Regions from separate parts of the Homo sapiens genome. Here region 2 is linked to region 1. Evidence: chromatin loops called from intact Hi-C (ENCODE). Cell type or tissue: endothelial cell of umbilical vein. All regions are shown on one strand.

Evidence for each region. A loop is a pair of places that touch in the nucleus more often than their neighbours do. Peaks named below come from ENCODE experiments on the same cell type or tissue, not always from the same donor. Only the 100,000 strongest peaks of a DNase experiment are listed, where the experiment ranks them.
Region 2: it touches region 1 in a loop (10-fold over the local background); 3 of 110 quality-filtered maps call a loop at or near these places.

The regions. Positions count from the first base shown.
Region 1 is chr2:71,601,111-71,609,110 of GRCh38, reverse strand. It overlaps DYSF (dysferlin), which reads right to left. Exons shown (of 56, transcript NM_001130987.2): 35 at 7,583-7,612; 36 at 6,306-6,335. Among named protein-coding and RNA genes, the nearest start is that of DYSF, 140 kb to the right of the region's middle. RefSeq lists a silencer at 5,018-5,312 and an enhancer at 5,211-6,410. In endothelial cell of umbilical vein, no CTCF peak of the experiment used is centred here; a DNase peak (open chromatin) is centred at 3,860; H3K27ac peaks cover 2,034 bases.
Region 2 is chr2:72,558,835-72,566,834 of GRCh38, reverse strand. EXOC6B (exocyst complex component 6B) reads left to right here. Exons shown (of 22, transcript NM_015189.3): 8 at 7,314-7,382. Among named protein-coding and RNA genes, the nearest start is that of EXOC6B, 260 kb to the left of the region's middle. In endothelial cell of umbilical vein, no CTCF peak of the experiment used is centred here; DNase peaks (open chromatin) are centred at 4,114 and 4,684; H3K27ac peaks cover 2,582 bases.

The DNA of each region.
Region 1 (8,000 bases):
CCTGGGCACTCCAAGGCCACCAGCTGCAGGTGGCAGCACAGCAGGGTGTCCTCTTTAAAGACAGGGTTGCACTTGAATGCCTGCTTGTGGTCTGTTCATGGCCCCTTATGGCTATGCCCAACCCAATATGGACCCAGAGCCAAAAACCCAAGACAAAGAGGGGCCAAAAAAAAAAACCATCAGGGAGGGAACAGCCCCAGGATCCCCTGAGTGGAGTGGCAGAAAGACCAATCTTTCTCATACACTTGTTCTCTTAAAATCACTAAGGAAAACTCATGAATACATTCCTCCCAGAATATTTCCTCTCTAGGCCCCCAAACGCTGGGCAGTATCCACTTTATCCCTCATTTCCTCGGTCTGTCCCTCGGGGCTCCCTCGAGCTCCGTGGTGATGACATTCCTCTCTAAAGGCTGGGGACCAGGCTCCGCATCTTCAGGAGCCTGCTTGCTGAGGACAGGGGAACAAGAACCTGGAGAAGGTTAAGCTCCAATACCGTTTGGAGAAGGCCCTGGAGGAAGAAGGCAGGAGCACACAGCTGCGGAGCGTCGGGCCCAGCGGAGGCAGAAGGAAGAGACAGGCAGAGACAGTGGTTAGAGGTGTGTCCAGGCAGCTTCCTCAGCATGAGGCCACAGCATGCATCCCAAGGCCATCTCTGTCCACCGTGCTGTCCCCAGGGGTCCCAGGACATGCTTCTTCCCTGCCATTTCCTGCCACCTCCCAGGGTTGCCTGCCTCTGTGGCTCCCCCTCTGACCATGCGTCCAAATGCTCCTCCCCAATTTTTCACACTATCTCCTGGATCTGCTCCTTCCCAATTTAAAGACATCCCCATCTCCCAAATCCACCCGCGCCCTCCTCTCTGCAGGCTCCCTCCTCTCCTCTCTCTAATCCTGTCTCCATCCACTACCTCTCCTCCCTCATGTCCACACCACCTGCTTCCCAGTGCACCCTGCTTCTGCCCTCAGCACCCCTCCCCGGAAATTTGTCTCCAGAGTCCCCTACCCGAAGGACACTCGTGGGCTCTTCTCTCTCTCACCCCCTCAGCAGCATCTGGCCAGCTAACCTCATCTCCTTCCCAAACAGTCTCTCTGGATCCACACTGCTGGCCCTCACCCTGTTTGCTGAGCCTCCTCTGCAGCCTTCCCATCTTCCTCCACCAAGCCCTGATCTGCTCCTTAGCCCTCTCCTAGACTTTCTGCTCCCAAACATCTCTGCTAAGCCCCAATATCTTACTGCTTAGTTCATTAATGTGTCCTACTGGCCTCTCACACTGAACTTGTCCAAAACTGGATTCTTCATCTTCCCCCTCAGAACCTGCTCTCTTCAAGTCTGACCCCACCATCTAGACAACCAAGCCAAAAGCTCCCACGCCACCCTTGGCTCCTCCTGCCCCTCATCGCCCTGCCTGACTGATCACCAAACACTGGTAATCCTGTCTCCTGAACATCTCTCACGCCCGCCCACCCATCTCCTTTGCTCAGTGCAAGCCACTACCCTCTCTTGCCTGGATTCACCAGCATCCCCCTTTCACTTGGTTTTGACACCCTCTCCCAACAGCCCACGCGTTCTACAATCTGCAGCCAAGGCAGGCTTTCTAATAATGTCACTCTTTGTTTCAAGTCCTCCAATGTCTTCCCATCTGCTCAGGATGAAGTGCAGACTCTTCAAAGTAGCCTCCACAAGACCTCTAATCTTCCAGCTCCTGCTGCCTTCTCTGGGCATGTCTCTCATGAGATAAATTTCCCCTTGATGACCCCAAGTAGTGATGAACCACCTCCTGGGACACACGCAACCCCTGCCCTTCTGAATGCTAGCAGGTTGCAGGAGGCACCATGCTCTTTTAGCTTTGAGGCTTGGAGCTCAGTGGTCCCTCTGTCTGAAATGCACTTCTACCCCTACTCCTCCTGTACTTCCTATTCAGACAGCAGGTGTCCATTTAAATCTTTCCTGGTGCCCCAAGCTTAAGTACCCCCGTAGCTCCCATAGCAACTTACACTTATTCCCATAGAAAGACACATCAATCCATCACCCATGCTATCTCCACGTGTTCATTTGATTGTGTCCTTGGTTAAACCAGCAATTCTGTACACAGGGACCATAGCTGAATTCCCCCGTCCAACAAATAAATGATTATGAATGGATAACTGAAGGGGAAGAGGGAGGGTGAAGACAGAAGAGTGGGTGGATGGGAGGATAAAGGAATGAATCCAACACGCACTGTCCTCCTTCCTAGCACCCGTGCCTGCTCTAGCCTGACCCTGGGTCCTCCCCAGGCCTGCTCATTACTCCCTCTGGTTCAATGGGCTTTCTTTACTGCCAACTGAATCTAACCCATTTTTAGGGCCTAATTCAAGGTCTCTAGAAAATCTCCCCAAGACGCTCCAGAAACGTCTTATAACCTGACTCTGACTCTCTTAACCCCGTCTACATGACCCTTTCCCCACATACCCCATTCCTATGGTCCTAAGGGATCTCTGATCATCTCCCAGGCAGGAGTCCTGAGGTCTCTGCCAGCTCTTGAGCCTGGTTTTCAACTTTTTTTCTGGTCCAGCCCACTTGAGGGGCACAGCACCCCCTCTCCAGGACAGTAATTCTCAGTGAGGGTGCTGCGACCCTCACTGCAACTGGGAAGCCTCTCAGCACTGCTGGGCAGATGGGGTGTAGACTGAAAGTGCCACCAGAACATCCTGATTCACTGTCCTAGGGTTGATGGAGGACTCTGATAAGCCTAATCAGAGGAAGCCACATTTGACCAGCTCCCGTCTTGCTCCCTTCAAATGCAGGGCAGACCAGGGGCGGCTGCAGAGATGGGTTCTACAGGTGTGCAGAGTGTTGATCAAGCCAGCCCAGACCAAGAAGACCCCAAGAACAAGTGAAGCTCTCTCCCCTACCAGAGCTGAAGCCATCCTCAAGCCCACTTCAGTCTATCAGTCCCGCTGGCCAGTTTACCACGAAGAACCAAGGCCCTGAGCCATGAAAGGGGCACCCCCAGCCCAGTCTAGGGGCCACCATGTTAGACAGGAGTCGCTCCCAGGGCAAGGGAAGTGTTGGCAAGCCTCCTGCATCAGCCGGGTCATCAGTAGCCTATGGACCCTCACCTCACCCAGCAGAGGACAGAAGACGCTGCAGTCACATCCTGGTTCCTCGGGGAGCTCCAGGCAGGGGGCAGCCAGGCAGGCTGGGAGGGCTCCATTGTCTGCCTGCCCCACCCAGCTCGTTAGGAACAATATGTTGCTCTAATTACACTTCCCAGGAAAAACAGTGTTTTAAATTAAGGCCTTGGGGGAGGAATGGGGGATGGGGGACCACTGGCTTTATTTTCCTGATTGCAAAACACCAAATTTTTCCTTCCAGTGGACTTGGGGGTACAGGAGAGTACCCCGGGTACATCTTAGAGTAAAAGCCATATACCCTGCAGCCTGGATGGGTGGATGGAGTGGTATCTGGTGGCCCCCACCCCTGAACTGGCAGTAAAATCAGCCACAAAGCATACGATCCCTCCCACCAGGGCATCCCCTGCCCCAGCAGGAGAGCAGCAGCAGAAGCAAGGGTAATTCTCTAAACCACACCCCCTCCCCTCCCCACCTCCCCGAAATGGTCAGGATCACAAGCCCCATGGGTCTTCTTCTACACATGTTCTGTATCCTAGGGGGCCCTGGGCATTCAGGGACCCACGATCACCTCAGCTGCTGTGTGTGCGTGCATGTGTGTGCCCTCGAGAGTGTACACACTCGCACATGCTCACACGTGCATGCACACATTCTCCAGTTCTCAGGAAATCTAAAATTGCAGTTTCTTTGAACTCATTCCCCTTGGCAGCAAGGACTGCCTTTGTTCTCCAGACAAAAAGGAAAAGAAACCAGACAGAGGGCTCAGAAGAGGCGGGGAGAAGGAGGAAGCTGGGGCCAAGGAGCAAACAGGAAGAGTGAAACACGAAAGGAGAGTGGGAAGAGACTCAGGAAGAGAGGGAAAGACAAAGAAAATGCAGACCGGAGAGCGAAAAGGAAACCCTTCCCTCCATCTGCTCTGTCTGCGAGGACCCAGATCTCCCGGACATCATCAAAGCCTCAGACACACCATGCAACAGCCTCACTTCCTGACCAAGAGCTGCAGAGAGAGGTGTCCCAGATGGGCATAAAGCCTGGGAGAGGGGAAGTTTGTTGTCCAACAGGCCACATCCAGGAGGTGACATGCCCCCAGCCCAAGACACTGCTGCCTGGGCCACCTCCCCACATTTTCTACCAATCCCAACTTCAAAAGCTAGCTCAGTGGCACCTCTTCCAGGAAGTTACCCTCACTGTCCTGCTCTGGGAGCCTTCGACAAGGGCAGACAGTATTTCATCTCATTCACAGGCACTGTGGCTTGGAAATCTCTGCACCTGGCTGCGCTAGCTGAAAGGCACTTCCCACAAGAGAGGATATCCTTAAACCATCCTTCAGAGTCACTTGCCCCATCCGTTCCTACTGGCCTGTCTCCAGTCCAGGCCCCTATCTCAACTGGCTCAAGAGCCTCCTAGCTAGTCTCTCAAACCCACACCTCCTGCAGCCAGACAGCTCCCCAACACACCCATCTTCCCTCACTGCCCCCTGACTCTCATGGGCTCCCATGGCCAGGGGCTCAGGAGGAGGCTCCCAGCCCTCCAGAAAGGCTTGAGCACTCTTCACAGGGATCGGGCCAGGAGCCTGGGAGCAGCCAGATGGGAGATACAAGGCAGGAGCTTGGTCACAGCAAAGAAGACAGAAACACCCTGCTGCGGTCCTACTTACAGGAGGACCAGTGGCAACAGAAGGACCACCCAGCCCTGGGGCTTCTTAAAGCGAAGAGGACTCAGCATCTTGGCATCAGGCTTAGCCTTCAAGTGAGAAGGACATGGGCTGAGCTAGGGGTCCCAGGGCTATCCCCTGGGACTGAGGGAGGTCACAAGGTCATCTTCTGGGGCTGGTCCCTGGACCAGCAGATCATTCATCCCACTGGGATAGGTCCTCCTTGGACCCTTTGAACCTGCTGGCCTGGCCCAGCCCTGTGCCTAGCACACTCCTAGGACTTGCTCTCCCCTGGCCCTGCTGACCCACACCCACCCTCAGCCTGCAGCCTGCTTGGCCCTGCAGGGGGCACTCGGTGCTCTTCGGGCTCTGGCCCATGAGCTGCAGTTTTGATTTGCTTTCTGACGAGACTGCAGCCAGATCCCTGCCCTCGGAATCTGAGCCTTCACTGTTACATATTACGAATCCAGTTATTAAGGATTTTAACTTTTTTTTTAATAACTCATCCCTGGGCTGGGTCTTCTTCAGAGCAGGCTGTGGGTTTTGGCCACAAAGTGCACTCAATCAACAGAGAGGGCTCCGTGCTGCTTCCCTGGACAGGACTCCACCTCCCTTTCCAAATCGGCAGTCTTTTGCAACTGCAGCCAGAAGCAGGAGGCCGCCTGTCAGGCGCAATTACAGCGAGCTCACTTGGCGGACCCCACCTCGGTCTGGGAGCAAAAGGAAGTGAGGTAAGGGGTGCGGGGCCTGTGGATCCCACATCCTGACTCTGCACTTCAAGTCCAAATTACACTGAAAATGTCAAATAGTGTCCGCTGTCGGTCTGGGGATTCCCTAATGGCAGGAAGTGGCTGCCCTTTTCCCAACGCCTCATCTGACCAGGGCTCTCCTTCCTGTCTCTCCACCCAGGTCTCTGCCACCCACCCTCTGGCCTGGCTCACGACAATCCACCCACAGATGCACAGGAGGCCATAGGGAACGTGCATCTCTCCTCCCATGGCAAAGGATGCAGCCTTGCTTTATCTAAATGCAAACTCTAAACTTCTTCCCGTCCCTAGGAGGTCCCCAGCTCGCCCCATCCCCCAAACCAGCCAGGACCCAAACTGGTCCTTGGCCTTTTGAGCCAAAGCCATGTTTCTCACTTTCTTCCTAAGTGCTGATGGGCATAAAGACATTTGACTAATGCCACCTCCACCAGAAAGGCTTCCTTGACTACTCTGGCCCCTTCCAAACAATTTATTCTTCAAAATGTGCCACCTGGTACTTAATCATTTAAGAATCTGTATTGCTATTCATGTTGTCTGGGTGAAATCTGGCCTCCTAGCAGGACAGCAAGCCTTCTTAGACCAGGATCACCCCCAGGACACACTCTGGGCAGCCCTGAATCCACACACAGCATGGGGAATAAAATCCAGACAGGTCTCCATGTGACAGATGCCTGCTGGGCACCAGGAACCTGGAAGGCTCCAGGTGTGTGCTTGAAGGCTGGCTTCACCTTCCCTCTACCTCGGCCCACCCATCCCAACCACCACGCCCAGCTCACCTCATCCAGGATCCTTGATGTCTCCTGCACCTGGCCCACAGCCATGGGATGTGGCACATCCAGGAGATGGTGAGAGGGGTTGGAAGGGGAAAAAGTTCTCTATTAGTATCAAGGCGCACTAGGCGGGGCCAGAGGTCAGCATGCCAGATGCCACCACTAAGAGGAGCCAACAGAAACCACCTCCCACCAAGGGTAAGAATGATGCACTTCCCAGCCACGCCCCTAAAGTGGTCCCTGGGAAAGAAGGTGTGATGGATGTCAGTGCAGAGGGACGCTGGGAAAGGCTAAAGCATAAGCCTGGACGCCAGGAATCTCTGGAAGCAACAAAAGGAAAGAGAAGAGCAGCAGGTGATGGGAAGGGCTTGGGAGCCTGTGGCCTTGGCAAGCTGAGGAGAACCAACCTAGAACCCCCAGGAGCGGGCAGCACTGAGAGCAGGAGCTTAGGACAGGGAGGGAGAGCTGGAGGGGCAGGGCTGGTGAAGGAGGGCTTGCATGAAGGGAGGGCCTCCCAAGAACTCTCTAAAAATTGTGTGGGCTGCCTTGTGAAGGACAATGGAGGTGTCCAAACACAGCCCAGATGACTACTTCTCATAGATGCAGCTGAACTTGGCATGTAATCAGGTAATGCATCCAGTGCACCTGGGTACCAGTCAAAGCTCAACATTTTCTACCAAGACCTCCAGAAGAAGGAAGGAGAGCAGCAGTAAGGGAATGAAGCCCCCGTCCAGGAAGAGGAAAGAAAATGAGGTCTTGGTAAGAACAATTCAGTGGGAAATGTGGTCTGAATCAGGGCTTCTGAAACTCGTGCATGTGTGAGAAGGCCCTGGAGGGCAAGTTGATACAGAGGTTGCTGGGCTGCCCTCAGAATTGCTTCAGTGGGCTTGAAGTAGGACTCAAGAATGGGCCACACTTTCAGAACCCTGGGGCTAAGTCAGTGATTCTCAGTCCTGGATGTGCATTAAGATTCCCTGGGCAGTGCTGTCCCGGAGATTCTAATGCTCAGCCAGCTGAAAGCCACTGGGCTGGACAATTATGAGGATCCTTCCATCTGGGATTCTGTGGTTCTTGGACTTCGCAGAGAAGGGCAGCAAAGGCCTGAGCTTGGCAGAGACTTTGAGCTCCCTCCAGCCCGGGCCCTCCTCTGCTTGAAAGAGCTTCCCCGGGGGCTTGAGGCAGGATCGCGGTAATGCCTGGCCACCCTTCCTAACCCAGAGAGATGCCAAACACAGGGAGACTGGCAATCAGTTTGAAGAAGGAAAGGTCAGAGCAAGACTTACCTCAAAACCAGGAATATGGTGGATGGCCGGCTGGAGTGAAGAAAAGAGAGCTCTGGTCATGTGCTTGTCACCTAAGGCCCCCATCACCCTCATGACACTCATGGACTATGTCAGTGATCAGACAGTCCATGGTTTGCAGCCTCTATTCCTTGAGGGTAGAAGGGATGCTAGGCTGGCACTGTGCCCATTCCTCCAGACACTTCACCCAGAGCAGCCCTACTCCTATTCAGTCTACTTATTCGGGTTCACATCATACTAAGAGGAAGTTTGAAGGTACAGGTCCAACCCAAACCTCTCATTTTACAGCAGGGGAGTGGCTGGCCCAGGGCCATGAGGCTAGGTCATGGTGAAGCCAGCAATGCAACGGGGATCCTGCCCTTGCCTGTCCCTGGAGTCCCTCACATTGTGGCAATTAAGG
Region 2 (8,000 bases), 960 kb before region 1:
AAATAGTACTCCATTGTTTGGATGTACCATGGTTTATTCAGCTAATCTATACATGGACACTAAATGATTTCCAATGTTTTCTTATTAAAAAGTAGTGTTTTAACTGTACAGCTATTAGAATACCTAAAATAAAAAAAACTGACATTACCATGTACTGTCAAGGATATAGAGCAAATGGAACTCATATATTTCTGTGAAAATGTGAAATGATAGAGTCGCTTTGGAAAACAGTTTAGCAGTTTATTATAATGTTGAACATACAGCCAGGAGTGGTCATATATATGACCTAGCAATCCCACTCCTGGGTATTGAACCAGCATATTCACTCAGAAGCTTGAAGCTTAATATTTATAGCAGCTTTGTGCATATAGTACCAAAACTAGAAACACCCCAAATGTCCTTCAATGCATGAAGGGATAAATGAACTGTGGTATATCCATAATTGAAGTACCACTCTGAAATAAAAAGGAATAAACGGCAGATGCATGAAACAATACAGATGAATCTCAAATGCATTATGTTCAATGGAAGAAGCCAGGTTCAAAAGGCTACATGCTATATGAGTCTATCAATATGACAATCCTAAAAAGTCAAAACTCTAGAGATAGAAAATGATCAGTGTTTGCCAAGGGCTAGGCATCAGGAAACAATTTTACTACAAAGGGGCATAGGGAATTTTGGGAAGTGCTGGAACTGTTTCTTCTTATCTTGATTATGATGATGATTACAGGTCTATATGCATTTGTCAGAACTTACAGAATTGTTTACTAGAAAGAGTGAATTTTACCATACGCAAAACACTTTAAAACTTAAAAAAAAAAACAAAACAAAACCTGAGAACTATTTTTTCCGTGTGGTTGGAGCTATATCCTCAGGGTAGTTTCCCAGAAGCAGGATGGTTGAGTCAAGGGGTAAATGCACGTATAATTTTGTTAGATAATGTCAAATTCTCCTCCATAGGGGTTGTACTATTTTCTATACCCCACCACCCACCCCAGCAATGCATGAGTTGCCTATTTTCTTACAGCTTCTTTAAGAGAGTATTTATTTTAAGCTTTTGAATTTCTGCCATTCTCATAGATAAGAAACATATCTCTTTGTAGTTTTAATTTTCATTCCTATCACTGTGGGTAAAGTTGAGTATCTTAATAAGGTTCAGGGCTAGTTGTATATCTTTTTCATAAACTGCTTATGTCTTTTGCCTATTTTTTGAATGATTTTGGTTTTTTTCTTCATTATTGGTTCTCTATATATTAGGGATATTTGTTCTTTACCTATAATAATGTAGCGATTTTAACCTACTTTTCCTCATCTTAATTTTTTATCCTCCCAGACCTTTTACGTTTAATACCAAGTAGTGCAAAATTGCCTCTTTTGCCTAAAGGTTTAGAGTTTCATAGCATATAGTGGACCCTTGTTAAATAAAGACCACTTGAATTTTTGTTTCACCAGTGTTCAGCTTTTTTTTTTTTTTTTTTTTTTTTTAGACAGGGTCTCACTCTGTCACTCAGGCTAGAGTACAGTGGCATGATCTCAGCTCACTGCAGCCTCGTCCTCCCAGGCTCAAGCGATCCTCCCACTTCAGCCTCCTGAGTAGCTGGGAGTACAGGCATGTGCCATCACACCTGGCTAAGTTTTGCAATTTTTTGTAGAGATGGGTTTCGTCATGTTGCACAGGCTGGTCTTGAACTCCTGGGCTCAAGCGATCCACCTGCTTCGGCCTCCCAAAGTGCTGGGATTACAGGTGTAAGCCGCCATGCCTGGCCCTCAGTGTTCAGCTTTAAGCAGAGAATTCTTGAGGGACTATCCTTTGACTTTGGGCACAGGTTTTTTGCAGTGCCTCAGTAAGGAGAAATGGTGGTTTTTCCTGATTTTGTTCTGCTTAGTGCAAACACTTGAGTAATTAATAAGTGGTAATCTGCTTAGGGATTTTTCAGAAAGAATCCTAATAATTTGTGAGAAGCTCCTTGGCATAATTTTGTGCTTTTTTAGGATAGGGTTCTGGCCACAGTATTCTTATATGCTCAAAGGTTTAGAAAATTCTTTATGCTTTTGCTAATTCTAGTCACTTAAAATTATAGGCCTTCCAGTTTGTTGGTGTTTCTGTGGTGTTTAGTCTAGCTGCATAAAAGCTCATATCCAAATGAATTCTACCCTTCTTTTCTCTGAATTTTGGGAAGCAACATAGTTCTGAAATGCACACTGGTGAAAAATGTTTGCCAGACATTTCCTGGCTTATAGACATAATATGGGCTGTCAAAATTGATCCTCTGAATGCAAAGTCAGTGCTCCTTCAGCTAATCATTTGTTGTCTTCTCTTTGCAGAAAAATGCCTGGTACATTTTAATGACTTGAGATCTAAGTAATGCTCAGAAATGGGCACCAAGTCCCTGCATTCATTTACCGATACGGAGAAACTATTTTGTACTCAAATAATTAGTGAGAAAGATATCTAAATTCCTTGCAAATCTCTGTCAAACTCTTTTTGGATGATCCATCTACTTTGAAAGCCTTCTTAAGAGAAAAATAAATGCCGTGTAGGTGTATGAGGGAGAGAGTGTGTGTGTCTGTGTATTTGTGTATCTTCTGGTGCAGCTGTGGGAACAATAGGGCTGGAGTGTACTAATGCATTTCTATTTTAATGTGCTGTCTTTATCAGCAGTAGAGGTAAATCTGTCATAGTATATCGCTCCTCTTCTTGAGCAGAGGGAGGCAAGCAATCTTTTCTTATAGTGTATTCCCCTTTTCTAAGGGTATGCTTACCCAGCAGTAAAGCTGGTAGAGTTATCATATTTTTACCTGCAGATAATTTTTCTTTCCTGCCTTCCTTCACTAGTGAGTCTTTTAAAATAGTAGAAAATATTTATGAACTCTGAATCCTTTTGGGGGAAGGGTTAGAAAAATATTAAATGAATATATCTGTTAAAACTTGAATGGCATCATGCATTTTAAAAATCAAAATATCCTTTTTTTAATATGTAAAGGCGTTTTCCTCATGTGCCATGAGAGGAACTTAACCATTTACTTTTCCGTTCTTAGAGACTTTCTTTTACCTGAACTAAGATGTACTAGAGAAGAAGAAAAAGATATCCTAAAAGTCACATCCTGGCGTTTTGTAAAAATTTTTGTAATCAGAAATGTTGATGTTTCTTTTCACCTCATCATCTAATATTCCCATATCTATGCTAAATCTGTATATCTTCTGTAGTAAATATTATCTGTGGGGCTCATAATATTTTTTCAGGGGGCCTTTGATTAATCCCATTTTAAAGTTTATATTTATTTTGTAACATCCTCTATTTTCAGACTCTTTTTTGTCATCTATACATTGGTCCCATGTGTTAGGTGCCATATTTATAGAATATAAATGCTATTTAACAACAAATATATTCCACAAACAAAAACTAGGAACTATTGCTTTGATTGAAGCTGTTAATTGGTATTATAAAAATGTAAGAATCATGTATTGAAACGAACAGATTAGCCATATGTATTGGTATCTAGTGGATACCAAACGTGGATGCCAGTAGGATCCATTAGATACCAATTCATGTGCCTAATCTATCAATGATCTCTAATTGTGAATGTGTATTTATAGAAGAATGTAATAGTTGCTTCCATTATATCTACCTCTGGATACTGAAGTTCAGGCATCCTCAAATTCTTTTACTAGCTCGTTATTTATCCGTTATTAAAAAATGTATCCTAGTTCTCTTAGTTTATGTAATATTATAATATGCTCTGAGGCACAGATATCTTAGTTATAGAATGTAAAATCTTACCTACTATTTGATCCTCTGGAAAAAGGTTTGAACTGGCAAAAGGCACTAATGCTCTCCATTCAGAAACTATTAGGGAATTAGGCAGCTGCTGTCCTTGGTGATGAAACTATTTCACGTGAATTCTTAAGGAAAACAACTAGTTAAAAAAGCAGGATAATCTTGAATATACTATTTGTGGCTACTATTTGTATCTTCATAGATGTATTTGAACTTCTAGAAAAATACAGACTCCAGTATCTTAAAGTCTTGAGTTCCTGACTGCCAGGCAGAGGAAATGTTTAACTATTCTAATCATGTTTCTGTATCTCAGAAAGAAAGCCCTTATGAGAGGAAATGACAACGTCCTACCACAAAGTTATCTCTTATCAGTTATAGTTGCAGTCGATAATGATTTGTCAAATTTGGACATGTGTAAAATGCAAGGGCTGTGTTATTTTCTTTGGAAAGGAAAAATTAGATGAAGCTGATAAAGAAGGAGTCATGGCTTTTGTTAGGAGACAGAAACCATTAGAAAGTTATTGTTAGCTTAGGAAAGTGTCCTTGGACCCCTCCCTCTGCCCCAGCTGAAACCTAAACCTGCTTGAATCATTCTTTGCAACTTGAGGGGAGACAGGGTCAAAGAAAAGGAAGAAGTATGAATATAGCTTTGACAGAGAGTTAGTATTTTAAATGGAGATCAAGATGTGGACCTTAAAACAACCCATTTCTGTGAGTAGGGAAAAACTACATTTTCTTCTGATACTCTTCCCCACCCCTTTTTATTTAGATTTTTGAAAGTTCACTTCTTATTCTTCCAAACCTGTAGCATTCCTTCACATCCAATGTATGTTGCTCTTCTCCTTTTGCCTTTCTGTAGTTGTGATTTTTTTTCATTAGTGGCAGCAGAGAAAACACATCTCGCACTAAGCAACATGAGTCAGTGCATACTTTACATAGCTTTATCCTCACAGCACTCTTCTTGGTTCCTCACAGTGTTCATTCCTAGTGTTCTTCACAGAGGGGAGCATAGAGGAAAAATGATTTCTAAATATTAGGCTATTTTGGGAGTAGAGGTAAAGGTTGTGAACGGAAGCCCCATTTTACTCCCTTCTCTTTTTGTCTAGATTTCTGTGTACTGCTTTCAAAGCAGGCAGTCTTATGCTTAGGAAGACTTAACTGGATGGTGGTTCCAGTGGCTAAGAAATAAGAGACAATACTTACAAGTGAGAGCACTTTAGCCAGTTTGAAGCTGATAGAATGATGTCACAACAGCCTCAGAGAGAATAGATTTGGTTGTAAATATTCGTTGGAGATGACAAAAAGTGGCCTTTGTCTCCTTTCTAAATATATCCATTTTTTTAAATAGTATGCCCAGATAAACCAGTCTTAGCCCATTAGTAACAAAACGTCTTTGTTATGTGGCTGTGTTAGCTTATTTATCACAGATTTCTAGGGAAATTCTCCCTTAATTTAGATGTTCATTCTACAAGGATGGGTCTGACATATAAAAGGGCTAAGGCCTTGTCTGAGGAATGGCTACAAGCAGTTTCCTTTTGAGTGAAACTATGGTTCTGAGATGAAGTTAAACAAAATAAGCTACATGAAGAAGAACATATAAACAAAATTATGATTGAATTTGCTACTCAAAATTATGTAAGAAAAATTCTTTAAACTTTTTGTAAATATGTAACAAAGAATTTAAAAATCATTAATTCTAAATAAAAGAAAAACGTGTCATTTCCTATACAGATCAAACTTTTAAATATTTTTTTCATATGCATGTGTAGTTTTTATATAGTTTAAATACTATTGTGAATATCATGTTTGATGTTTTAAAATTTTTCTTCTTTTGAGAATGTGTTTTGCTTAGCTGTAGGCTCTGGTTTTTTGGCAAGATAAAAGAAATTTTCCTCATATTTTGGCAAGATAAAATAGACTCTGGTTTTCTGTCAAGATAAAATAAATTTCCTTTGGGTCTCTACTTTGCAGTCCGAAAGAGGAGACTGTAAAGATGTTTTAGTGTTGTGATCATTTCAAATAAGGGTGCCTAAAATGATCACCTGTGGACTCTTTGTGTTATTAAGATGAAAATGAGTGTCCATTTGCACTCATACAATTTTTATATGCTATTTAATCCTATTGTTTTTAAACTGCATGCTGCACATCTCTCCATATTTTTTTTCAGTAATTTGCAATGCTCATTACCTCTTCTTAAACTTTTTTTTTTTTTTAAAGTAAAGTTATTCTTGGACCATGGTATAGGATATTGACCATCTTACTATCAGTTTTTAGATTCACTTAAAAGTTTGTTGTGTGCTTACAGAGTATACAGTGCTATCAAGGAACTTAAATATAGAGATTTAATCTTTGCTCTCATGGGTGCGAAGCAGATGAACAGAATAGTCAATAAGTTTGAACCCATAAATATAAAGGTGTGATGGTTCCAGAAGGAAAACAACATAGGTGTTGTGCTGTTGAATTTTAGAATTAGTAGATTTCATTAAGAAAAGTATCTTGGTAAAGAAGCTATGCCCCAAAAGAAGAAATGAGGTTTACTTTATGAAATAAGGGAAAATGACCTTGTAATTATGAATCAGCCCTACCCAATTTAGATGTGCCTACTGCTTATATTCTGATGAATTATATAGTTACCAGTGTTATAGTAAAAACTGGTAGGTCTTTATTTTGAATGTTTCTTTATGTAATTTTTTCATTTTCTTTTTATTTTGTTTTGTTCAACATTTAGTTTCAATATTTCCTTTTATTATTAAATCCCTATAAATCAGCTGATTTTTTTTTCAACTTAGGTAGTCGAGACCAAATTATGAATTACTCTTGTCAGATCACATAGCAAATCAATTTTGGCATTGAAACTAGACTCCAGTTCTTACCTGATGTTTTTTTCTTTTACTTTCTCTTTTGATGTCTAGGTTTAATTAACATACACTATTCACATTAAAATACGTTGGTATTACTTCTTGGTTTGACTTTTCCATTCTTTGTCTTATTTTTCACATAATCTCCCCTCTTTTCATAGCATATTTCTGTATTTTGATTGCATGTTGACTTAAGTATTGACGAATTCTTGTGTTCTTCAGAAGTTGGCTGGCAGGCCGTGATTCATATTGTGTGGCAAGTTTTGTTTTTGACTACTAAAACTTAGTTTTTTATGTACACTATCATGTCTTTTAGAAATCAAAGTCGTCATGAAAGGTGTATTCTCACATTGTTCTTATTTTCCCTTTAGAGTCCCATGGTCAAAGATATATCTCTAAAGGCAAATGCAGGATTGGTGCCACCTGTTTCTCTTTGCTACCCATCCTTGTGGGCTTTGTGCCAGCCTTGGTGTATATCTTCACGGTTTATTAATTCTATGGCTAAAACATAAGAACTAGGTCTTTGGAAACCTATTTTTTTGTTTGTTTTGTATTTCTCACTTACAAGCTAGAACTGGCCTTTATAAAAAGAACCAAACACTTGAGTAGTAACAATTAATGTAGTTGCTTTTAATAGCTTTGTTTGAATTTTTTTGTTATAATCTTGTGTTTGCAGGTACCTGGGGCCCAAGATTTGGTGGATTTCTCTCCAGTTTATCGATGTCTACATATATATTCTGTCCTGGTGAGTCTTTATCTGGCTCTGCCTAATAAAGATGTCCATTGAGTTCAAAACTTTGCTCTCTCAACTTTTGGTAGTTTTTCTGTTTATTATTAAGAGTGAAAAATGAGAAAACTCTTGTTGTTTAAGGACTGTTAATTATAAAAAACAATTTTGAATCTCATGTTTTTATGTAATATGCTATGGCTAGTGACATTTCTTAGTCATCAATAAATCAGTAGCTTATGACTAGAAATAGTCATACATCCAGATTTCTGTTTTTAGTTTAATAATGTAGTTATTTAAATAACAATATTCTGTCTTTACACATTAAAATAGTATTTGTGAAAATGTTTACTTTTTTATTCCTAATGACAATTACTCCTTTTGTCATATAAAGCATATGGAAAAGGGAACCTCTCTGTGTGGGGGATATTATAGATGTTAATAATATTCTAAGAAATGATCCCTTTCTCCATTTTGGTAGTACACTCACATGCAGACACATAGATACACAGAAAGTAAGTCAAAAATTAAACTCTAGCAACCAAGACAAATTGGTGAGAGAAGCCTATTATCGATTTTTTTTACAGAAACTTTCAGTGATGCTTATATCAGGTTGTTTTTAATATGTTCAAGTAT